Linked DNA regions of Mus musculus: regions 2 and 3 are each linked to region 1. A link is a loop called in an ENCODE intact Hi-C map of the cell type or tissue named here. Cell type or tissue: heart. All regions are shown on one strand. Links, peaks and the distances in the headings refer to the core of each region. The heading gives the core; the rest is flanking DNA.

Region 1 (8,096 bases), core at 1,481-6,480:
ATGCCATTTTTATAACAATTTTGTAATTGAGGCAGGCACGTGATACTGTGCAAATTTAAATGAAAGAAAGCCAAAAATGGTGCCTCACACTTGAAATCCTAGCACTCAGGAGGCTAAGCATGTTTGACACTAACTAGCCTGGACCAGAGTGAGAGTTTATCTCAAAAAGAAACAAAAGTGACAGAGTGTAGACAACTCAACTCATCCAATGAAGCAAAGCCATTTTTCAAAAACAATGTCGCACTATATAGTCCCTCTAGCCCTTAAATTCTGATCATTTGGCCTCAGCTTCCTGAGTACCAAGGTTACAGGTATATACAGTATGTCTTGCCCAATAACTGAGTTTCCTTCCTTTGTGTGTGTGTGTGCATATTCCTGTGTGCAGGTGAGCATGAACATGTGTGTGCATATATGCAGAAATCAGAGACAACCTCAAGTATCATTGCTTAGGCACTATCTACTTTGTTTTTGAGACAATGCCTCCCACTGGGCTGGAACTTGCCAAGTAGGCTAAGCTGGCTGGCCAGAGAACAGCAGCCTGTTGCTGCTTCTGCAGTACTATGACTGCACGTGTACTCACCAGAACCAGCTTTTTAATGAGAGCTCTGGAGCTGGAGAGATGGCTCAGCAGTTAAGAGCACCGACTGCTCTTCCAGAGGTCCTGAGTTCAATTCCCAGCAACCACATGGTGGCTCATAACCATCTGTAATGGGATCCAATGCCTTCTTCCAGTGTGTCTGAAGACAGCTACAATATACTCGTATACATAAAATAAGGAAATATTAATGTGGGGTCTGGGGATCAAATTCAGGTCCTCATGCTTATAAGTGATTTAACAACTGAGCTATATGTAGCCTTTTTGAAGAGATTTTGAGAAAAAGGCTTATTATGAAGTCCTGGCTGCCATAGAACCTTATATGTAGACCAAGATGGCCTTAAACTTGCAGGAATCCTCCTGTTTCTACCTCTGGATTACTGGTGGCTTACAGGTGTGTGCCACCATATCTGGCTTCTAATAATAGAATTTCTTTAAAGCTTTATATAAACTCTATTTCAAACATCAGGAATATTTATAAAAGTCTTCTTTTATTAACAGCAATGATTATTACCTTCATTAAAAAATATACTACTGAGGCTAAGAATACAGCTCAGTGGTGGAGTACTTACTTTTACATAGGCAAGGTCCTAGATTTGATTTCCTAGTGCAATAAGGAAAACAAAACAAACACACTTCTTTTAAAAAGTCACCTGTATACAAGAAACAAAAAACGAGCTAAACTCGGGAAGATATCCCAAACACTTCAGAACCTCTGCACATATGAGCTTATCTGCTCTCATCATAACAACATGGAGTAGGTGCTGCTACTGTCCTCCTTTTCTAGATGAAATAACTAACGGTAACTTGGTCAAGGACACACAAATGGCAAAAGAAAATACTAAGACTTGAACCTACAGAACCTGATTTGAAAACTCTCTCTTTGCATTTTGTTTTGAGTTTAGTTTGGTTGGTTGGTTGGTTGGTTGGTTTTTGAGCCTCCCTGGCAGACGGGCACCTGATGGGCACTAGCAGCCTGATTCTGGAGGGAGCTGTACTCCTTGTCCTGTGTGTACGGCAAGTGGATGTTTATTAGTATTCCTGTATCTTTGCACGTGCATGTGCACGTACACAGAGAGGTTAGAGGTTGGCATCAAGTATCTGCTGCATTCTTTCTCCATCTTTTATTGAGATAGGGTCTCTTGCTTGAATCCAGTGCTTGCCAATTTGGCTAGTCTAACTAGCTAGTTTGCCCCAACAGTCCTTGTCTCCACTGCCTCACCCCCACCCCACCCCACCGTGCTGACATTACAGGAAGGCTGCCACATTTTTGTGGGTACTGAGAATCTGAGTTCAGAAAATGGACAACCAACTGAGCAATCTCTTCAGCCCCTGTGACTTCACTCTGAAAGTCTATGCAGATACCTGTCTTCCAGCAGTGATGGCGAGCATTCTATTCATCTTTGGGGGAGGGGAGGTCTTTTAAAGAGGAGCCTTTCTGGAGAAACAACTGGAGAAAACCACTACGGTCCAGATTATTTTAAACTTGTCCAAGGTCACAGAGCCAGTGAGGGAAAGATACTGGCAAAATTCAAATTCAGACAGCAGGATGCCCTGTGCTCTGAGGCTTCAGCCTCATGAAAAAAGTCACATGCAAATTTATTAAACAACTCAAAAAGGCTCTGTGTAGGTCTTCCTGAAATATACTGAAAGGTCTTGAAGCTGGTGACAAGTGCTTCTTTAAAGCAACATTTACATATAAGTCACTTTTAAACTTCACCACTTTGGACTGATCATAACCACATTTCTGCTCTTTAAAAAGAAATCTTTCTGTAGCAACTTGGCAGATTTCAGTACAGGAACAGTCTATTCTTTAAAATTAAATTTAGTAACAACTTATTCTGGTTAGTCTGAAAGAGAAGTAGAAAATGAACTACTAAGAGGTCTTTGCTGTACTTTAATATTTCAAAATATGTTTGGTTTGGCCTAATTTAAATCTTGTGGACAACTACTGCAGAACTCCATTTCAAGAGGGTAATAGCGACTTAAAACTAATGAATTCTAAACAGCAACCCTGGAAGCCAACTCGGAGTAACCATTTCTTATCATTCTTTCACCTCAAAATAAATACTAAAGATCCATACAGCAAGACTCTCGTGACACAGGTAGTGGTGGGTATTCGTAGTCCGGAGGCATTTAAGATGGAGAAACCAAATTAAAAACTGAAGAAATTCTGTAGAATAATGTTGCTTAAAGAGTAGTCAAGAACACAAAATTTGTATACCCAAAGAAACAACCTCTAAGCTGTTCTGTGCATAAAGACGAAGACAGAATTCTGCGTTGCAATGCCTCCCTAGAGCAAGAGAAAACCGAAGTGGACATACCATGCTGGAGTCCCTTCTCACCTGCTCTCTTCCAACAGGTTTAGACTTCAGAACCTTTAATACTGAATTCACATTTTTTTTCACAAGAAAACCTATAAAATTGCTTCAAAATAAAAACTAAGCCATTAGGCAACCAGTATTCTCCTCTATCACCATGCACTCAAATTACAAACACCTTTTGCTTTGCCTTTATTGAATGAAAGTTAACTTCGATTTAGAGGAAAATGTGCCCCCATTAGGCATTTTTACACTTTCTGCGGGGCACTCAGTCTATCAGATCACATCGCAGACTATTACTGCTCACTTAGGCATTCAAAAGACAGAGAGCATGCCAGCACCAATTATTTCACAGGCGGCATAATGCCCCGCTGGTGGAAGTCTGGCAATACCTACATGTACAGCAAGACAGGAGAAGGAGGGTGTCAAGGGCGGGGAGGGGGGGTGGAGAGGGGGAGCGAGAGAGGGAAGGAGGGAGTCACCTCCTCATCCACGCCGACCGGGAACCTCCAGCCACAACCTGATCCCTGCCCTGCCCAAAAGTGGCCCGGCCACCACATTTTTTTTTATTTATTTTTTCAGACCACCCCACCCCAAACCCCACTCGGTACTCACCTTCCGCGAAGAAGTGGGCGCCGGGTCCAGCCCCCGGGCGGGTCGTACGGCCGCGGGGAGAGGACGTCGGTCGGCGCGTCCCTAGGTGTGGGACGGGGATCCCGACGAGTGAGAGCGCGGAGGAGCGGGAGGAGGAGCGGGGTGGGGGCTCCCGCTCCTACGGAGCCCGCTGGTCCTCCACCGCTGCCCCGCGGAGGAAAGCCGACCGAGGGATGGACTGACTGTCGGGGAAACGGCGGGGATGGGCGAGACAGGCTAAAGGGGCGATACCGCACACGGACTGGACGGGAGACGGCAAGAAGCGGCTCGGGGTCTAGCCCATGCCGTGGCGGCCTGGGGGCAGAGGCTAGCTGAAGGGAAGTTGCCGAGGCTGGCGAGATGCGGGAAGAGGGCGCACCGGGAGGAATACAGCCAGCCAGCCATGGATAGCGGGGCGCCGAGAGCAGGGGCGGCCGGCGGCGGGGAGCACCGCCCGCTCGGCTCGCTCAAGACATTTAATTGGATTGATAGGTTGTGCAGTGACTCACAGACTTTAAAGAGTCCTAGGGCAGTCCCCGCCCAGCTGGACCGGGAAGGAGCGGCGAGGCGGGCGGGGTAGGGGGCTGGGGAGAGCCGCGAGGGAGGCGGCGGGCGGGGCGGGAGCGCAGCGAGGCTGCCCAGTGGCAGGGCGTACCGCCGTGACGGGCGTGATCATAGACCAATGGCAGTGAGGCTCGCTAGGTGGCTGGCTTCGCCCCTGGCCCAATGAGTCTTCTAAGGACACTGTAGAGCACCGGGCGGGGGAAGTGATGGGGGTGGGGAGAGGTGGGTGGACGTTGAGCAGGAGGAGGAGAAAAGGAGCCGCGGGAGACCCGCGGAGTCACTCTGCCCTCCTCGTTCTAGAAGTGCGCTTTCCGCCAATCCGAGCGCCACCTGGGGGTGATGGACGCCGGCCTGTGGCCAATGAGGAGGAGAGGCTGGCGGTGAGGAGCGGGCGGGCCCGCGCTCTGGCTCCCTCCTCCCGCGCGGTCCTCCAGCCCGCCCGGCCCGAGTCAGTCACGCAAGTAACCGTGTGAGAGCCGGGCCGCGCGGGGCGGGGCGGGGCGGGGCGGGGCGGGGCGGGGCGGGGCGGGGCGGGGCACCGCAGCTGGCGGCGTAACCCTGGACCGGCTGGAGGGGCGCGCGGGCGGGCCCCTTGCGAAACCTGCCAGTGGACCTGCCGGCCAAGCCCACTCTCAGGGCGGACCGATTCGGAGTGGATACGATCCAAACTTGATCCGCGTCCATAGTGTCCACTGCTAAAACAGCCCCTGTGGGCACGTGCTCTGGGATTTCAGGAGCCAAAGACGCAAGGCGTGGCAATCACTTTGGCCCAGGATTTGCCCGTTTTGTGGGGGAAGTCGCCTAGGGTGTAGACAGGTTGAAACAGCTCCTCAGAACACATGTTCTTTTATTGGGTTTCTGGAAAAGGCACTTCTTAAACTGGTGTGAACGACTCTGTTCGGGCTTTGCAGTACGCGTGTATCTTAGCTTTCTCCAAACGTCCCTCTGCACTCTCCCACTCCCTCACCTTGAACCCTAAGGCAGTGCCAGAGTGCACCTACTCAGTACTCATTCCCAGGAGCTATGGCGTGCCTCGATATTTTGGCTGTTGTCCAGTAATCACTTCACAGACTTTAACCCATTGTTATGCATTAGGATTTGAAAGAAATCCCCCCCAAAAAGCAAACACGCTGGCAAAACCCATCTTCTTACCTACAAAATGCATTGTTCGTTTCTGGTGTTGTTAAGACAGAGTCTCGATACTTGATCCTGGCTGTCCTAGTGTTTGCTGTGTAGCGCAGGCTGGCCCTTAAACCTGTTTCATCCCTACTGCCTTGACTTCTTGGCTTCCTGGATTCAGAGGTGTTTTCCTGGGGCTTAAAACAGTTGCATTCATATTCAAATATACTGGAATACCCAACACCCACTTTTGAAATAAGTCAAGTACTGGTGAGACAATGTTGCTTTAGGGTCTTGAAGTGGGTGAGACTCCCCCACCTCCACCCTCATCCCGAGATAACCGAAATCCACAGTGCTCTAAAAATGGGAAAAAGATAAAAATGAAGACAAATGTTTACTCTGGTCACATTGGGGCTTTCCTTAACTGTGCTCACCTTAGGACCCAGACCTTTCTGGAGCTTAATTGTGACACAGCTTGACTCCGTGATTACCTTCTGGTCCAGAATCTACTAATGAAAATGAACTATGCCAGCAACTTCTTGCAACACACATCTCATTTATGCATTTTCTCTTCGTGTGTTGAAACTACACTGGAGCTATACAGGGCAGGGGACCTAGTGTTCTCACTGTCAGCCTAGTGATTCGTACAAGGTGAACAATGTTAGCTGGATCCCTCACTGTGGCAAAAACAAACAAAACACTCCACTACTCCTAATCTGGGTTACTGTACTACATTTTATTTTATGCAGATGAGTGTTTGCTTGTATTTATTATTTATGTGTACTATGTTAGTGCCTGGTGCCCATAAAGGCCAAAAGAAGGCATTGGATCCCCTGGAGTCAAAGAAAGCTGCTCTCACAGCTGTGTGTGTGCTGGGAACCAAACCTGGGTCCTCTGCAAGGGCAGCAAAGTGCTCTTAACTTCAGAGCCATCTCTCCAGAAGCTAGATATATATATATATATATATATATATATATATATATATATATATATATATATATATATATATTCTTCTATGAGGTCATTTTATAGATAGGTAAATGTAGTGAATTATTGTATATACCATAATGGTACTAAGAACAGATTTTGACTCTGAAAGATCTCCAAATAAGGGTTAGCAATCTCGTGGTGGAAGAGCTATGGCTTGCCTCCAATCCTTACCATGTGTCACTTTAGAATTCTGTGCCCTCCTTATTCCAATATTTCTTAAAGTGTGGAAGGCCTGCTAGATTCCTGGGTCTCCCCTCAGGTCTATCGGTTATTTGCTGCTTAAGCAATAGTTCAGGTGATTTGAGTATTGACACACTAACCACTTCATTAGACACCTCTCTTTCTTCCTGTCCTTATTCTTTTTTCCTCTCACATCTATTTCTCTCCTGGCTTCTACTTTATGATCGTTTTGTGATCACTTGCGTATTTGCTGTGCATAAGTCTGAGTAGAAAGTGCTGTGTGCTGCTGTTCTTGGGGAGACAGAAACAAATGTCTGATTACCCAGGGCAAAGCTAAGTATCACAAAGGGCCAACTTACTGAATCAATGAATTTCCTGGGGTTACTTACAGAACATGGACTACTCATTTGCAGTCATGCCACAGAAAGTCCACCCCAATATGGGTGACAACTCACCAAAGCTGAAATACTGGAGCTTTTCCCATGGTTTGCTTGCAGCTCCTTAAATGAAAGAGTCTCTCTCTTCCCCAGACTTTACTGCTTTCATAACCTTGGGGAGGGAGAAGTCTTGTGAATCTGGTGTGTTTCAGGGATTTCTGAGATTTATGAGTTGTTTACTTCCTGTCTTGTTTTTTTTTTTGAGACAGGATTTCTCTGTGTACCCCTGGCTGTCCTGAAACTCACTCTGTAGACCAGGCTGACTTCGAACTCAGAGATCTACTTGCCTCTCAGAATGCATGTGCCATCGCTGCCTGGCTGTTTACTTCCTGTCTTAATAAGCCTCCCTTTAGAACTCCTGGAACTATTAACTTTGTAGAGGTCCCACCTGGCAGTGGAAGGTGTTCGCCACAACACTGCTTATAGAAGCATAGTTAGGGCAAACTTACTGATGCTATTGAGATTCATCTCTAGTTCAAATGAGTTAGCAGGTTTTTATCTCACACACACACACACACACACACACACACACACACACACACACACACACACACACACACACGCCTGAGGGGAGAAGCAGGAATCTAGCAGGCCTTCCACACTTTAAGAAATATTGGAATAAGGAGGGCACAGAATTCTAAAGTGACACATGGTAAAGATTAGAGGCAAGTGTGTGTGTGTGTGTGTGTGTGTGTGTGTGTGTAATGTGTAGTGTGTATGTCTATATCCACCACAGTTTCTGCTGCCATGGACCACCCCTCCATCTCCCAGTGCTCCCTTTGTTAACTTTAAAGACTGAGTGCAGCTAAGCGGCTCCTCTAAGATGGCCTCTTCTGCCCACTCCTGTTTTCAAGTTAGAAACAGTCAAGCAATCCAGGATTTTAAAAAGCTTTATTTCAAGACTAGCCCAAATATGTTTACTTACATGCATGTGTGCACCTCGTAGAAAGCCGCTGGTGCTGATCATGACCACAGTGAGAAGCAACTGATGCAATTGCAATATCCATCATGAGTCAGGAAGCAAGCAGTAGACACGAGGCCTCTTCAAAGTTGGATGGAAGGGGAGAGAAGTAGCTGTGGGAGTCAGGTTAGACAGCAGGTGCTGCTCCCTTTTGATATCAGGACTGACGGACAAGAGAAAGCATCACCAAGGGCTTTGGGGATAGATTCCGGGTGCTGCTTAGCAAAGGCAGGGTGGCGACAAAAGTGTTGCTTAAACTCTCCCCGTGCGCTGTCAGGTTAGGACTGTCTCCTCCA
Region 2 (8,096 bases), core at 1,916-6,915, 88 kb before region 1:
GATATTATGCTGCTTTTATCTTGAAATGTAATTTATACATTTTCCAAAGAAAATTTTTAGACAGCCAAACATGTTTTTGTCTCATGATCTTTGGGGGCGGGGGAAGCACCAACAACAAAGAGTCTATTTACTACTCAGAATAGGAATGCCGGCTTCTTTGGCTGACATATGCCATTCACAGAGTCATACAAAGAATGAACTGCTAGGCAGTGCTAATGGAGAAAGACATAGCCCCACACAATGAGTGATGGATGCGCGGGGTACTGCTCTGTTCATAAGGGTTTCCCAGTATTTGTACAGGACACAAGTTTGCCTTTAATACTACTAACTACACTGACTACTTAAGACAACATTTTTTTTTTCTTTAAAAAACAGCCCAAGTTTGGTCAGTTGTTTTTCTAAAATATCAAAATCAAATTAAATAATCAGACACTTTAAAAACAGAAGTCACAGTTTATACATTTCTACCAAATGTTTAATTAGTACTTATTAGTGGCAGGTAGAAAAATGCATTACTTGTACACATACAATGGCCACAGCACTTGTAAATTTCATGTGTGTGTTTCCAGTCAGAAAAGGGGCCTGAGAGATAGCTCAGACAGTAACAGTGCTTGCCACTCAAGCATGGAGAACCAAGTCAAATCCCCAGAGCCCATGTAAAAGCTGGAAGGAAAGCAGATTCCACAAAGTTGTCCTCTAATGCCACATGAATCCCCTCCCTCAGAAATATAACACTAAAAAATAAATCTATAAAAGGAAGGTGTGTGAAGGCTGGCACTGCTCTCAGTACCAAGCCGTTCTCACTTAAACTGAAGCTGGGCCTCTGGTATCTTCAGCATAGGTCTGACCTTTGGACTAAACAATCAGAAACTCCCCACCAATCCCTCCCCCCCTCACTGACTAGCACTGTCACTCTATACAATATGCAAAGACAATAAATAAAAACATCCACAACTGCTAAGTGTAGGAAATGCTCTAAGTGTACTCAAGTTCACCCTTCTAAATACCAGGCTTATCTAAATAATTTTGGCTAAGTGATTTTCATTTTGAAAACATGAATAAAATTAAAACTCATACTTTGGCTGAACAGTGCCCTTAATCCCAGCACATGGGAGGCAGAGGCAGGCCAATCTCTGAGTTCGAGGCCAGACTGGCCTACAGAGTGAGTTCCAGGACCGCCAGGGCTACACAGAGAAACCCTGTCTTGGAAATCCAAACTAACTGCTCATGCTTTTCCTATTGTTCTTTAATAAGAAACCACAGCAAAAGGAGGCTGTAAAATGGTGCAGATCTTACTACGGTTCTTAGTTTCTAGAGTGGAACATTTTAAGTAAGGCACGCTAGAGCTATGTAACTTTTACTTTACCATGGGAGTACTGTTTAAAATGCGCCCTCCCCCCCAATAAGGGTCAGCTATCACTGGTAAATTTAAGTGACTTAAAAACAACAAACAAAAAAAACTATGCTTGTTTGTCATGTCCACTTTGTTTAGTTGTGGTAACTGGATAAATTTCTATTTCTGTTCCTTAATTAAATTTAAAAAGCTGTTATGTAGGGTAACTCAGCAATGGGCGAGAGTTTCTAAATCTGAGTCTAACTCTTTTCTCAGTTCTTTTATCAGAAGCTGGCCTGAGCAGCTGTTACCTACCAGTCTGTGACACTTGCATGACAATAAAACTATTCCTAGGACACCTCCTGCTACACAGTGAGTTACTATAAAATGTGAGTCCCTACCTGTTGAAATAAAGTAAGGAACAGACCTGGGTGGAGAGGGAGGGAAGGTGAGCTACCAAGTCCACGAAGCATACATAACAGTTGAACGTATTTTAATTAGGAGAGGAAAGACATCATTTTAAACCCTTCCTAACCTGAACACAATCACTGGATGGCCCTGAGTTCACTGTGTAGACCAAGCTAGTCTTGAGTTCCTACAGATCCACTAGTGCTAGGATTGTAAGTGTATGCCAGCACAACCCAGGCCAGCAATGTGTATTTTCAAATAAAGGAAATTTTTATAAAATTATCAGGAAAGTAAAGATCCACAATTATTCTTGCTCATGCCAGAGTTGAAATCTTAATAACTTCACCCTCAAATCGGGATACTATGATATTAAAGGGCTCTGGTGAAGTAGCCACTGGGTAAGCAACTAACCCAGCAGCAGACCCAGGGCTCTCTGGTGTGGAGCCTTCCAGGAGGTTAAGTGGAGCCCAGGCCCACCTCATTCCTGCCAGTCACAAAAATTACAAAAAGCAATTCTGAACAGTTAGGGCCTGGGCCATCCTACTGGTGACTACAACCTCCAGGCCCTTTTCCATAGGTTCTGAACACTTCTTAACAAATACTAGGAATTCAAAAGCACGTTTCAAGAACAAAGCTTGAAAACAACGACTGTTCCTGAAAGCCAGCTAGGGTTTGACTGATTCTACTTAAATAAAATCTGCCGTTTCTGAGTCTGTCCCTGCTGACTGCCCTCCACTCAGTGCCTGCAAAACCGACTTTCTACTCCTGAAACTACCTAGATGCGAGCAAAAAGTTATTCTAAAACAGTCTCACTGCTTTGCGAAACTTACAATTCAATTTTCAACTCTACTGATTTGCTACCATTCCGGCTAAAGCTAAGACAATTTATAGTTAAGAAAAATATGAACAATTCAGTACTTTCTCTCGACGCAATGGTCCTCTGAAGTGCCCAGTGTCAATGGTACAAAGTCTACGCGTCGGGACAGCTGGCTCCCCTCAGCACCGCCCCCCCTCTGCCCCGTCATAGGCGGTTAACACCAAGATGACTTGTAGATTTCTAATTTAAAAACCAGGAAGGCATTAAGTTTAATAAACATTTGGATCCAAAATCAATTCACTTGGGCACGGAAGAAAAGAGGGTGAAGAGAACTGTTTTAACGCAAAACCACCGGGAAACTCTCGAAACACAATATAGCAAGTTGGATGCAAACCCAGACACGGAACTCAAAAGTGAAGCAGCCTCCCTGCCAGCAACCGGAATCTTTAAAAAAAAAAAAAAGTCTCGCACGTTCTCAGCACCAGAGCCACCACAGCGAGCGCGCGCGCGCGCGCACACACACACACACACACACTCACACACACACACACACACCAGCTGTGACGGCAAAAGCTCCGGGCCCCTGCCGCCCGGACCCCGCCCCAGGTCGTGACAGTCGGGGTCTCCAGGCGGCCAGCGGGTGCTCCCCAACCTGCCCGGTCCGGCCTCCGCTGCCTTGGGCTCCCGCCTGGCCCAGCCCAGCACCGCCCCTCGCCCGCCGGAGCCCAACCCCGGGGAGCCTCCAGCTCGGCCCGGAACTCACCACAAGCAGGTCCACCAGGAGCTAACGCATCGGAGGGGTTTCCGCCCACCCCTCAAGCTATGCCCGCTCCATGCGGGGCGCCCCCGCCGCGGGGCCGACGGTAGCAGGGAGCTCGGCGAGGCCGGAGCTACGACTCCGGCGTCCTCTGCTTGCGAGTCGGGAACATTATACAATGGTGGAGGCGGCGGGCAGCCTGGAGGAAGCAGGAGGCGGGCGGAGTGGACGCCCGGGCCGAGAGAGGTACAGCTCGTGCTCCAGCACTCGCCGTGCGGGAGTGACGTCCGCCTGCGAGCCTCTGGCGAGCTCCGGCCAGGCCCCGTAGGCCCCACCCCCTGCCTGGCCGGGCCCCGCCCCACCAGCCCCGCCCCTGCAGTATAGGCCCCACCCTGCCCCTCCCACCTCCTACTATAGGTCCCGCCCACCCGTGCCTTCAGGTCCAGATCTCCGTAGGCCCCGCCTCCAGCCGGTCCGGACCCGCCTCAGCTTCGCAGGGCCCGCCCCGGGCCCGCCCAAGTGCCATAAATGCAGATTCCCTCAGGGTGAACTCTCAGGAAGCGGCGGACAGACACCAAGCTTATGCAGCCTCTTCTGTGGACTGAAAGCTAAATAGGAGAGGTAGAAATGGGAGCGCCCAAGCCGGACCGCCACTACTACCACTAATGGCCCCCACATACTGGAAAACAGACATGACAGAGTGGGTGATGACAAAGACGGCAGCGCTGGCACAGTCCGCAGAGGAGCGCGACCACAAATATGACAGGCATCCGAGCTATTTGGCCACTTGGGCCGGCTGGCGGGAGGATAGGGTCCACCAATGGCCCTCGGAGATATGGGAATGGGGGGAGGGGCCAAGGGCTCCGTGTGGAGCTGACGACAGAAGTTGAAATGAGTCACCAACTAGTACCTTTGGAGTCGGTCGGACATACCAGAGTTGCATCCTTTATGGAGACCATGCAGCCAACCAGAGGGAGACCACGCTTGGAGAACACAGGGAACTGGAGGCGTGGTCCTCTGCCCACAAGTTTCACGCTGATAGCCTTATCTTTCCCATTTAAAAAACAAAAAACAAAAAACCCCAAAACAACAAAAAATCCTTAATGTTTTTAACTACTCAAACTTAGCAAGGAGCTTTATATTGTCCTTAGTATTAGCATGTGCCTAAGTGGTTCGAATTTAAGAGAACTAAGAGGCCAGGGACAGCTCAACAGGAACATTTATCATTACCTTTAAAATGGCATATGCATTCTACATAAAGATATTACAAAAGAAATTCAGGCACTTTAAAATTTTGGCTGCCACTCCAATCAATAATTTCTCTTCAGACCACTTTGCTGTTTAATGGTCCATGACACTAGTTGTATTTAAGGACAATAAAGCTTTAAGACCTAACATAAAGGTCTTAAACATCAAGACAAATTTATTCCAACTCAAACTGTTCTGTAATGATTTGTTATCAATCGAGTTGATGATCCTATCAAAATTAAATATGAGCCATCACCAGTTGTAGGACCCCTACACTAGGTAGGAAGAGGCAGGCAGATCTCTCTTAGTTCAAGGTCAGCCTGGTCTACATAGGCAGTTGTAGGCCAGCCAGGACTAAATAGTGAGAATGTGTCTCTAATAATTATAATAATTATTATTATGATGTGTGCTAAACGGTAAAGGAGACAATGTCAGGTTTTATTAATTAGAGAAGTAAAAAGGTTTTTGTTGTTGTTGCTGTTTGTTTTTAGCAAATCCTTGGCATTATCAAAATCTCATATACATGTTTCATGAGGTATAACCAATATCAGCTAATTGTATATCTCTCTGGCAAGTCATTATAATAGCACAAAATGGCATCGCATAGAGTATGAGGTCTTGCTCAGTGGCATAAACTTTCACACATTTTGCTGGAGAGCCAAGATGGTTTTCATTTCTAGAGTTCTGCATTTGGAGACAGCACTAACCCCTCCTGGCTCTAATTACCCACTCACTTAGACTTTGAGTGCTCACTTTAAGAAACCGCCATTGAAATAGTAGCTACAATAATCTTCCTGTGATGTCTTTGTGGGAGGCCAGAGGTATTTAGTTCTGTTGAATTTAAAATGAATTGAAACTGTTATTCATGAATTGAAGTTTGCAAAAAGACACAGAATTTTATGACACTTGGATATTTTTTAACAAATGGCTACCCAAATACAGTGTTCCTGCACAAAAGGAAAGCCAAAATTAAAATAACATCTTAGTGTGTCAACAGAACGAACACATGTTGTCTGAAGTCTATGTTCTATGTATGCTTACCTAAAAGTCTGAGTTCTGAGGAAAGCAGCCCAGAGTTGCTTCTGGGGTGAGATATCGCACAGTTCTATTTTTGAAGACTTAGAGGCTTATCAGTGCATGAGTTACAATTTCACTTAACCAACTTCTAGAATCTGGTATATCTGACCAATTAGTCAAAGTGTGAAGTGGCAGCGTCAACAGCTGCCAGTGTGGTCCAACATCAGGTACTTCTGTCTCCCTGCTCCTTCTCGCCAGGCACAGCAATCTAGCCAATCCTGCCTAATCTGAGACGTTTAAAGATAAAGGAAGATCGCCCTGTACTTAAAAACAAAAACAAAAACTTTACGAGTAAGGGTGTATCTGGGAACCATGTGCATGCTCTGGTCCTATGGAGGCCAGAGAGGGTGCTAGATCCTCTGGAACAGGAGTTACAGAATACTGTGAGCGCCTGTGGTGGTGGGAACCAATCTGGGGTCCTCTACAAGTGCAGTAAGTATTCTTAACTGCGGTACCATCTCTTCAGGGCACCTTCCCTGAACTTTTGAGGTATACTCAAAGACTGAAGGCTTTTACTTTGAAACAGGCTCTCTTTTCATAGCTCCATCTGTCCTGGAACTATGTAGACCAAGTTGGCCTTCCCCTGCCCCCGCAACCCGCCCCGCCCCCGCCTCCCACCTCTGCAGGGAGTAAAGGTATACACAATCAGGCTGGGCCAGATTTTTTTTTTCTTTATAGAGAAAAATAATAGTTACTTCTACAGAATGATCAATAAATGCTAAGTGAACCTGTACATTTGGTTTATACATTTTAAAAGTCCATTTAAAATAATCTTAATCTTAGGGCTTCATCAAGAATTCAGAACTTCTCCATCACAAGTTAGTAGGTCACATTTAACTATCACGAACACATCAGTTTAGGGAGAAGAGAAGCATTTCTTTTCTTCAGCACAGAACTGTGACAGCAAATTTTGAAAATTCTGAAATCATGAGCTCATCCAGAGAGGTCTCCTCACACAGCTGAGTCCTGGATACCAGTTTACAGTCCCCACTTCTCCTTTGAAATGCTATGTATGACCTACAGACTAGTAGAGTAATGCACTAACCGAAGGGTGCTTTTAGCACTTAATTAGCATGGTCAGAGAAACACAAGGAACAAGTCAGATATATGAACCATGAAACAAAGATTATTTATTTATTTATTTATTTATTTATTTATTTGTATCTATGTATGAGGTTTTGTGTGTAGAGAGGACAGGACCCAGGGTGTGGGGCTCAACTACTGAGCTATACCCACAGTCTGAAAACAAAGACAAGCTTCAAAAACTTCAATTTTTCTTTCAACCTAATTCTAGTCTAGATTTGAAGCTGAAATATTAGCAATCATCTATAAAGTCAAAAAGGACAAATGTTTCAGTTATGAAACCACTGTATAGAAAAAAAAACTGGGCTAGATAGATTTTCATGGAAAATAGGAGATATCAGCTGTAGACTTACCCTAATACCAGAAAACTTGGGATAGATTTTTAAAGTCAAATTCTGGAATTCACATCCCTTCTGTGACCAGCAGGGATTGCTGTGGATGTGAAGGCCAGCAGATGGCTAATATAGTGAGTGATGGAGAGGAAAGCCTTCCTCGTGCTCAGTGACCAAATAAACTACTGTACTCCTGCAAGCTGTGCACTGCCCTCTGTGTCAGGCCTTTTCCCTGCTCCTCCTCCACAGCTCAGTTCACACAGGCAGAGCTACAGCCCTAAGATAGGGATCGTCTTCTGAAAGGTACCACACTGTTATGAACTGAGGTCATGGCTGCCAGCCATGCTGCACACACGTCTTTCTTTTTAGTATTAGATATTAATATTAAATATTAGGCCTTTTCTTTTTCTAAAATTCTGACATTGTCTAAATCTTAGCACAGAACACAATCTTTAAAACAACATTTGAGGGAAAAAAAAAACCCTCAGCTTTCCCATTTCTCAATATAGCACTACCTGCCAGTCTCCACACACTCTCACAGGGAGGAGTCTATAAACCGCCAAATTCTTAGCAGGAACACTCTTCTCACACACTCAGAACATCTGGATTCCACAGACTGCCAACTAATGTCAGAAGGGGCCAGCCTCTAGGACTTTCTTGTCCTAGCAACCAACTAGGTGAGATGAAGATTCTTTACAAATAATTCAAAGATTTACAACGCTATTACTGATGAATTCGTGACTTAAAAGTAGTGTGTGTGTGTGTGTGTGTGAGAGAGAGAGAGAGAGAGAGAGGGAGAGGGAGAGGGAGAGAGGGAGAGGGAGAGGGAGAGAGAGAGAGAGAGAGAGAGAGAGAGAGAGAGAGAGAGAGAGAGAGAGAGAAGTATGTGAGTGTGTATGCCATGGCCCACATATGGAGGTCAGAGAATAACTTCTGGAAATCTGTTTTCTCCTTTTACTACAGGATCCAGGGATTAAACTCAGATATCTCAGGCTGGCCCAACAAATACACCCATTCACTGAGCCACCTAGCTAGCCCAAT
Region 3 (8,096 bases), core at 1,916-6,915, 66 kb after region 1:
GAATTATAAGCTGAAATAAACCCATTCTTCTTAAGTTGATTTTGGACAGGGTTTTATCACAGAGCCCAAACTATGACAACACAACTATGGCCATGGTCCATACCTATCTATAATCCTAACATTTGGGAGGCTAATTTGGGAGACTGAGGCATGAGGATTGCCATGAACTCAAAGCCAGCCTAGACTACAATAGTGAGACCCAGTCTCAAAAAAACAAACACCAGCTCCGTTCCTTGGGGATTCCTCCTCTTGGCGTGGGCCCAGCTTATCTTTTTTCTGTGGACCCTCTCAGTCTTCCCTACTAGCACATCTCCATTCTTTCTTCTCTCTCTCTCTCTCTCTCTCTCTCTCTCTCTCTCTCCCTTCCTTTCAAAGATTTATTTATTTTATGTATATGAGTACACTGTAGCTGTCTTCAGACACACCAGAAGAGGGCATCAGATATCATTAAAGATGGTTGTGCGCCACCATGTGGTTGCTGGGAATTGAACTCAGGACCTCTGGAAGAGCAGTCGGTGCTGTTAACAGCTGAGCCATCTCTCCAGTCCCCACATCTCCATTCTTTGTGTCTGCAGCTGAGCAGCAGAAACACTAGCTACCAAGAACTCCTGGTGGCCACACTGGGCTGGGATTCAAGTGGGTGATTCTCACTATCTTTCCTGTTCTCCATTCTAATATCTTCCTATGGCAACCGAGCATATTCAAACCATAGCAGCAACTCTTCTTCATGATCCTCCTCCCACCCTACCCCCACCTCCTGGGTAACCCATCTCTTGGTGTGGACCTGGTCTTCCTAGCTCTTTTCTAATGACCTCTCAGTATTTCCTCTAGCTCATCTCCATTCCTTTGTGTCACATGCCAACCCACAAACACTCTTTCTATTAGCAACCTTTCAGCCACCTAGAACCCAGACTGACCAAAAACAACCAAAAGAGGGAACATCCTCCCAGAAAAGTCAATGCCAAATCTGTCTATACCAAAAGACACCTCAAATATCAAAACCCCAGATGCCTAGATCCCAATGCAAACATGAATAGCCAAGGCAATATGCTTTCTCTAGAAGCCAGTAGCCCTATTACAACAGGCCCTGAAAAAAAAACAAAAAACAATTTAAGTAAAGTATTCAGTGAGAACATGTGGTCAAGGACCTCAAAGAAGATGTAAACAAATGCCTAGTAAAGACCATGGAGACACGAACAGGTGAATGAAGTAAGGAAAACAATCCAAGGCATGAAAATAGAAATAAAAATCAATAAAGAAAATAAAAGGGCTGGTGAGATGGCTCAGTGGGTAAGCGCACCCGACTGCTCTTCCGAAGGTCCGGAGTTCAAATCCCAGCAACCACATGGTGGCTAACAACCATCTTTAACAAGATCTGACTCCCTCTTCTGGAGTGTCTGAAGACAGCTACAGTGTACTTACATATAATAAATAAATAAATCTTTAAAAAAAAAAAGAAAAGAAAAGAAAAAAGTGAAATAAACCTAGAAATAAACCTAGCTTAAAATGGCAAACAAAACCTCAGAGGTAAACCTTGAAAAGGTTATAAGACATGGAAGAGATTTTCAGGTATTGAAGACAAAGAAAATGTTAAATCTAAAATAAAAAAAAAATCCAGGCATAAAATATCCAGGAATTATGGGACACTATGAAAAAGACTAAACCTACATATAATAAGGAGAGAAGAAGAAAAAACTCAGGTCAAAAGCATACAATTAAAATTAAAATTAATATTAAAAATATATCTCTCTAATCCAAAAAAGGATACCTACCAAGATATCAAAACATGAATTGTACAAAACAAAGAATATTAAAAGCTGCAAGGGAAAATACCAAGGAAGGTATAAAGAGCAGGCCCGTTTGAATAACACTTTAGTTCTCAATTGAGACACTAGAAAGGACAGTTGTTCTACAGACTCTGAGAGACCAAACCCATTAAAACTACCAATTACAATAGAAGAAGAAAGAAAACATTATATAATAAAACCAAATATAAAGAATTACTTTCTCCTCATCTAGCCTACAGAAGTCATTGGAAGGCACACATTAGTCTAAAGATGTAAGCCATACCCCCAAAGACACAGGAATAAATAATCCCAGAAGAGTAAATCAAAAGTATGTGTGGCCAAGACCCCACCATAACAACAAATATCAGGGATCAATAAACACTGCTCATTAATAATTCTCAATATTAATGACCTCAGTTCTCCAATAAAAAGACATAGACTAACAGATTGGATTAGAAAACTAGATTTGTCTTTCTGCTACATCCAAGAAACACACCTTACCATCAAAGACAAACGCAGTCTAGGGGGAACCCTACTATAATTGTTATGCTAAAGAAACATTTAAATAAAATTACTTTTGATGACATAATGCTAATCCCATAGGCCAGTGTCTTGCTTAACCCTCATTGGAGAAACTTCTTCCGGCAGTAGATGGGAATTAGCACAGACCCACAATTGGATAATGTACAGAGAGTGAGAGACTTTGAGCACTCAGTCCTAAATAGGATGTTTGATGCAAACATTTCCCTCCTTCCTTTGAAGTTCAAGAAGCTATTGTAAGAGCTGGAGGTGATGGTTGGCCACCAGGAAACAATGTCTTCCAGACACAACAAGACTGATGACCAAAGAAGCTCACACAGGCTGCGGTAGTATGCGTAAGACCTACATAGACCTACATGTTCAAGCCAGACAGGATCCCAGCTCTGAGAACAAATGGGGAAGTGGACTTCGGGTCTCACCTGTAACGAAGAAACTACAGGCAACTGACATCCCCTGGCAGAAGAAAAATCCGTTTTTTCCAATGGATCTCACTGTGTCTATCAGCCAGACTCTGGGCAGGCCCCACACCAGAAGTAGCTAGCCATCACAGAACAAACTCCCTGGTATTTCTGTGGATTTTTTCCCATTTTGTTTTGTTTTGCTATTTTTTGCTTTATCAGTCTTTTCTTGTTTATTTTGATTTTTGTGGGGTTTTGTGGAGTTTTACTTGCTTGTTTGGTTGGTTGGTTGGTTGGTTGACCCTCTTTGTTGAAAGGGAAAGAAAAAAACTATAAAGTTGGGTGGGTAGGGAGGTTGGGAGGACTTGGGAGGAATTGCCAGAGAGGAAAAAACAATCAAAATACAGAAATGTTTTTCAATTATAAAAAGAAAAGAATTGAAAGTGTTGCCAATACAAATCCTCAATAACCCTTGCAATTACTCAGAAACCAAGAAAATCCAGGACCCCGTAATTTAAAAACAACAACAAAAAAAACAACAAATAAAATATTTTCCTTAAAACACACACCTCAAAGCTAAATACAGGACAAAACAACTTAATGAAAGGAAGAGAGAAGGAAAAAGAATAAATAAAGTTGATCCTATTTCATCTCAAGATGGCTCTGGAATTTTTGGCAAATGGGTGGCAGCCCACAGACCTGGGGGATGGGAGGAATAAGGACACCGGTCCCGCATCTGCAGGCTTTTTCCATGTTTGGTATCTTTCCAGCCATTCCCTCCCCACCCACTCGTGGTGCCACCCTGCCCTTCTCACTGACTCAGGCCCTGTCCCTGCTCCCTCCCTCCCTCCTACCCTCTCTCTAGACAGTGAGCAGCTAGAGATGAGCCCTAGGCCCATCTTCTCTGGTCCGGATTTTCCTCCAACTATGGGTAGAAAGTAATAGTGCACAGGATGTGGGCTAGGAAACACCCACACAAGGCTCAGCTGATGGTGAGTCCACTTCGAGGTACACATCCGCACAGGCTGCAACACTCCCAGAAATTATGAGGGCACGTGTCATTTAAGGGGTGTGCCCAACAGGGCCTCCAGGGCTCCTCGGAAGCCTCAGCAGGAAAGGGATGAGTCATGGCTGCTGAGCTGGCTTGCCAGGCCCGAAGCTGGCTGGCCAATAATTAACATGACAATCGCCCTACAGGCACTGACTTACAGACGAGCCTACTAAAGGGGTGTGCAGGGCAGGGAGTTCCTTCCCGGCCTCCCCTCTTCCTGAGACTTTAGATCCTGTCCCCATACCTCCCACCTCCAGTCTCCCGACGCCAGAAAGGCGGAGCCAGAAGAGAGGTTAGGAGCTGTCAGCTTCCAGCCCCAAATTCACCGAAGACTCTGCCAGCAGAGACGTTCATGAAAGAGCAATTGTGAGGCCCAGTGTTTTCGTTTGACACCCGTCCAAGAACAGGATGGTAAACCCAGAAGCCAGGTCACCTTTTGCTTGCTACTGACCCCTCCTGGAGTGAAGAAGACTGCAAGCTGAAGAAGCCCAGAAAAAACAAAAACAAAAACAAAAACAACAAAACAACTGGTTCTGAGTTTGCTGTTCACAATGTTGTTTCGTTGGAACCGGAAACAGTCCAGGTCCCCAAGTGCTGGATTTACAGATGTGCACCACCAAGCCTGGCTTTAGTCCTGAGAATCTTGTTTTTTAAACAGCTTCACTGTGGTCCAGGCTGCATTGAAACTCAGCAATCTTTCTGCCTCAGGCTACCGAGTGCTGGTATTGCTAACACACTTGTGCATGGTTCTGGCTTGTTTTAATTTTAATTTAATTTAATTTAATATGTATGGGTGTTTTTTTTTTTCAGGCATGTATGTCTATGCGCCACCTGCATGCTTAGTGCCTTCAGAGGTCAGAAGAGGATGTTGTATTTCCTGGAAATATAGTTACAGACTTTGTGAGCCACTATGTGGGAGCTGGGAATTGAGCCCACAAACTCTAGAAGTGCAGCCAGTGCTTCTAACTGCTGAGCCTCTCTCCAGCCCCTGTCCTGAAGTTCAGCTCCTTTTTGGGGAGGATGAAATCTGCCTAAATTTGAGGTCACAGGGTAAGAGTCTCACAATGGCATTCCCTTTCCTCCCAGGACTTTGCCCTTCCCTCACACCTGATATTTCACTCAAACCTCCCTTGTGTTTTGTCTTGTAGAAAATGGAGATGCTACCGAGTCTTTAGGAGATTTACACAGTATTTAGAAAGCGCTAGTCAAAAATGGTGGTGTCACTCCGGGGAGCCTTAGCTTACCAGGGGACCCCTGAGTGAACCACACGGAGCTGGGATCAATGCAAAAAGCAAGAGGAATTTATTGTTTCAGTGCACTGGGGTCGTCCCAGACCCGAAGGAGAGGCGGTGACCCCCAGTACCCATTCGGTGAGATTTTATATGGTTTCCAGGGGCAGAATAGAGCATCAGCAACTAAGCACAATATGATTGGCGGAACAGTACACCCTTAAAACTGATTGGTCTTTAGGGAATGAGGTGACAATGACTTCCCTTGTCTGAAGATGAGCAATGGTCAGTCCTGTGGAATGTGTCCCCACCCACAGGTCTGTTCCTGCCTCGTGGTCTGAGAAATGTTAATTATCGTCTCCCTTCCGAAGGGGCAAGTGTTTCATGACCTTCCCAAAGTTCCTAAGCTGACCTTTTCAGTGGATAGTGAATACTCTAATGGCCAGTGATCCCCTTATTAGGTCTTTCCCTAGCAGCCCCACTGGCTCACGGTGAGGTTGGCCATTACTCTAGCTCTCCTAAGGCAATTCTGGGGAAAGTCTGTAATTCCGAAGTTCCTGGGTCTACGACAGACTGAACCTGCAGTTATCTAACTCAAGGGTGGGAACAGCAAGAGTAGAGACCTGCTGACTCAGAGTGTGCTAGTGCCTCATGGATGACGGTGGTGGGGAGTAAGGCAGGCAGCAAGGGTGGGAGGGACTGGAAAGAATGGTGCTAAAGGCCACTAAGGAAAACCTTCAGGCAGAGTCTGCTTAGGTGGCAGTAATGTCCAGGCGTTCCAGGCGTGCTGGGCTGATCATTTGTCGAGGAACCACCTCTAGGAAGATAGGAGCACTTAAATCTTGCTAAAGGATAGATAAAAAATTAGTCGCTTACTAAGACACTGTGCCTTCCACTCTATCCTGTTGTAAAGAACACGCGTCTCTCTCACAATAGCTCAGTCATGTAGCTTTGTAAACCTACCCCTTCTCTGGGGTATTTTTTTTTTCTCCTAACATGCTTTCCCTAACAAGTTTAGCTTCCTTATTCTTTCTCTAAAACATTTCCTCCACCATGTGGTTGCTTGACTATCAAGTGCTTGACTTCTATGCCAGCTTCCAAGCTTGGCTCTCTCCTTCTTGCCTCTACTCCTGGCCTCTGGGCAGCCAGTGAAGTTTATAGTTGGCCTGCCCTGAAGTTTTTCTGTTAAATTCTAATAAAATTGTCTTTGAGCTGCCATTTGAGTCCTCTTTTTTTTTTTTTAATTATTTATTTAATTTAGGTATATGAGTACACTGTAGCTGACTTCAGACACACCAGGAGAGGGCATCTGCTCTCATTACAGATGGTTGTGAACCACCACCATGTAGTTGCTGGGATTTGAACTCAGGACTTCTGGAAGAGCAGTCAGTGTCAGAGTCCATCTTTTTTTTTTTTTTTTTTTTTTTTTTTTTTTTGGTTTTCTAAGACAGGGTTTCTCTGTATAGCTCTGGCTGTCCTGGAACTCACTTTGTAGACCAGTCCTTGAACTCAGAAATCCGCCTGCCTCTGCCTCCTAGGTGCTGGGATTAAAGGCATGCGCTACCACTGCCCGGCCTCCCAGAGTCCATTCTTAATTTAAAAAAAAAATTACTTTATTTTGGGGCAAGAGGGATGGCTCAGCACTTAAGAACACTGGCTGCTTGGTCATAGGATCCCTATTCAATTCCCAGCATCCACAAGGCAACCCATAACTGTCTGTAAATCCTATCTCAAGGGGTCCAAAACCCTCCTCTGGCCTCTGTTGATACTGCATCCATGTAGTGCAGAGACATACATCACACAAAGAGTCACAGACATAAAATAAGAATAGAAAAGCCCTTCAAAACAAAAGTTTCTTTTATGCCTATATGTGAGTATGTGTGTATGTAGACTGCCAGTGTGCCTGGTGCCCCTGGAGACCCAAGGAAAATGTCAGATTCCCTGGGCTAGAGTTGTGAGTTATCACGTATGTACTGGGAATAGAACCTAAGTCCTCTGCAAAAGCAGCAATATAGAGGCTGGAGAGATGACTCTTTGGTTAAGAGTACTTATTGCTTTTGTAGATTCCAGCACCTACATGGTGGCTTACAAACACCTGTAACTCCGGTTCAGAAGATCTGATGCCTTCTGCTGAACCCCACAGGCACCAGGTGTATACATACTACACATACACACATTCAGGCAAAACACTCATACATATAAAGCAAATTCTTAGGAGGAGGAGGAGGAGGAGGAGGAGAGAAGAAGAAGAAGAAGGAGAAGGAGAAGGAGGAGGAGGAGGAGGAGGAGGAGGAGGAGGAGGAGAGAAGAAGAAGAAGGAGAAGGAGAAGGAGAAGGAGAAGGAGAAGGAGAAGGAGAAGGAGAAGGAGAAGGAGAAGGAGAAGGAGAAGGAGAAGAAGAAGAAGAAGAAGAAGAAGAAGAAGAAGAAGAAGAAGAAGAAGAAGAAGAAGAAGAAGAAGAAGCAGAAGCAGCAGCAAGTGTTCTTAACTTCTGGCCCATCTTTCCAGAACCCTGAGATGGGGCCCTGGTTTCCTCTGCATCATTAGGTTATAGAACTGGTTTTCTGTGAGTCCTCTAGAGAGCAGGCTTACTGGGGGAAAGGGATTTCAGGAGCTGTTGAGAAAGCAAGGGGATATTTTGGAACAAAAGTAAGGAGAACCCTGACTCACCCTGGCTTAAAATCACAACAGTGGGTTCTGCTATGGAAAAAGACAGATGCCATGCCATGGCTCAGAGTAACTCAAAGAAACAGCCCTTTCCTCTCTGCCATGCTGCCTTTGTTATTGTCTACATTCTCAGACTCATGGCAAGCAGGTCACCTCTAGATATGAAGGTGTCCTGCGCAAGAAGAAAGACCCTCTATTCTTAGGTGCTTCTCTGAGAAACTAGGTCGTTTTTCTCAGAAGTAGACCAGGCCTGAGTCACATGCTCAACCAGGAGCAATCCTCGGTGGGGCAGACCAGCCAGACCCACTCTGGAGTCTCCCTGACGCCTGCATGGTTTATGCAGAGAAGGTGTAAATGTCTGTTGGAGAAAAAGAAGTGGGAATAGATTAGAATGTAAAGCCAAGGCTATCCTTTGAAGCAGAGGG

What was found. Peaks named below come from ENCODE experiments on the same cell type or tissue, not always from the same donor. Only the 100,000 strongest peaks of a DNase experiment are listed, where the experiment ranks them.
Region 2: a loop joins it to region 1, with 5 times the contacts of the local background. A loop is called at or near these places in 22 of 42 quality-filtered maps.
Region 3: it touches region 1 in a loop (7-fold over the local background); 11 of 42 quality-filtered maps call a loop at or near these places.

Annotation. Positions count from the first base shown.
Region 1 is chr11:20,539,196-20,547,291 of GRCm38, reverse strand. It overlaps a transcript of Sertad2 not described here. Among named protein-coding and RNA genes, the nearest start is that of Gm32142, 65 kb to the right of the region's middle. In heart, for the core only: a CTCF peak has its summit at 4,463 (motif pointing left); DNase peaks (open chromatin) are centred at 4,321 and 4,421; H3K4me3 peaks cover 2,850 bases; H3K27ac peaks cover 2,332 bases.
Region 2 is chr11:20,627,499-20,635,594 of GRCm38, reverse strand. It overlaps Sertad2 (SERTA domain containing 2), which reads right to left and starts at 3,618. Exons shown (of 2, transcript NM_001038625.1): 1 at 3,322-3,618. In heart, for the core only: no CTCF peak of the experiment used is centred there; DNase peaks (open chromatin) are centred at 2,794 and 3,804; H3K4me3 peaks cover 2,687 bases; H3K27ac peaks cover 3,069 bases.
Region 3 is chr11:20,473,379-20,481,474 of GRCm38, reverse strand. All of the region lies in intron 2 of Gm39607 (a long non-coding RNA gene), which reads right to left. It overlaps Gm32142 (a long non-coding RNA gene), which reads left to right and starts at 3,094. Exons shown (of 2, transcript XR_872285.2): 1 at 3,094-4,498; 2 at 4,587-5,067. In heart, for the core only: a CTCF peak has its summit at 4,242 (motif pointing left); a DNase peak (open chromatin) is centred at 3,824; H3K4me3 peaks cover 491 bases; H3K27ac peaks cover 760 bases.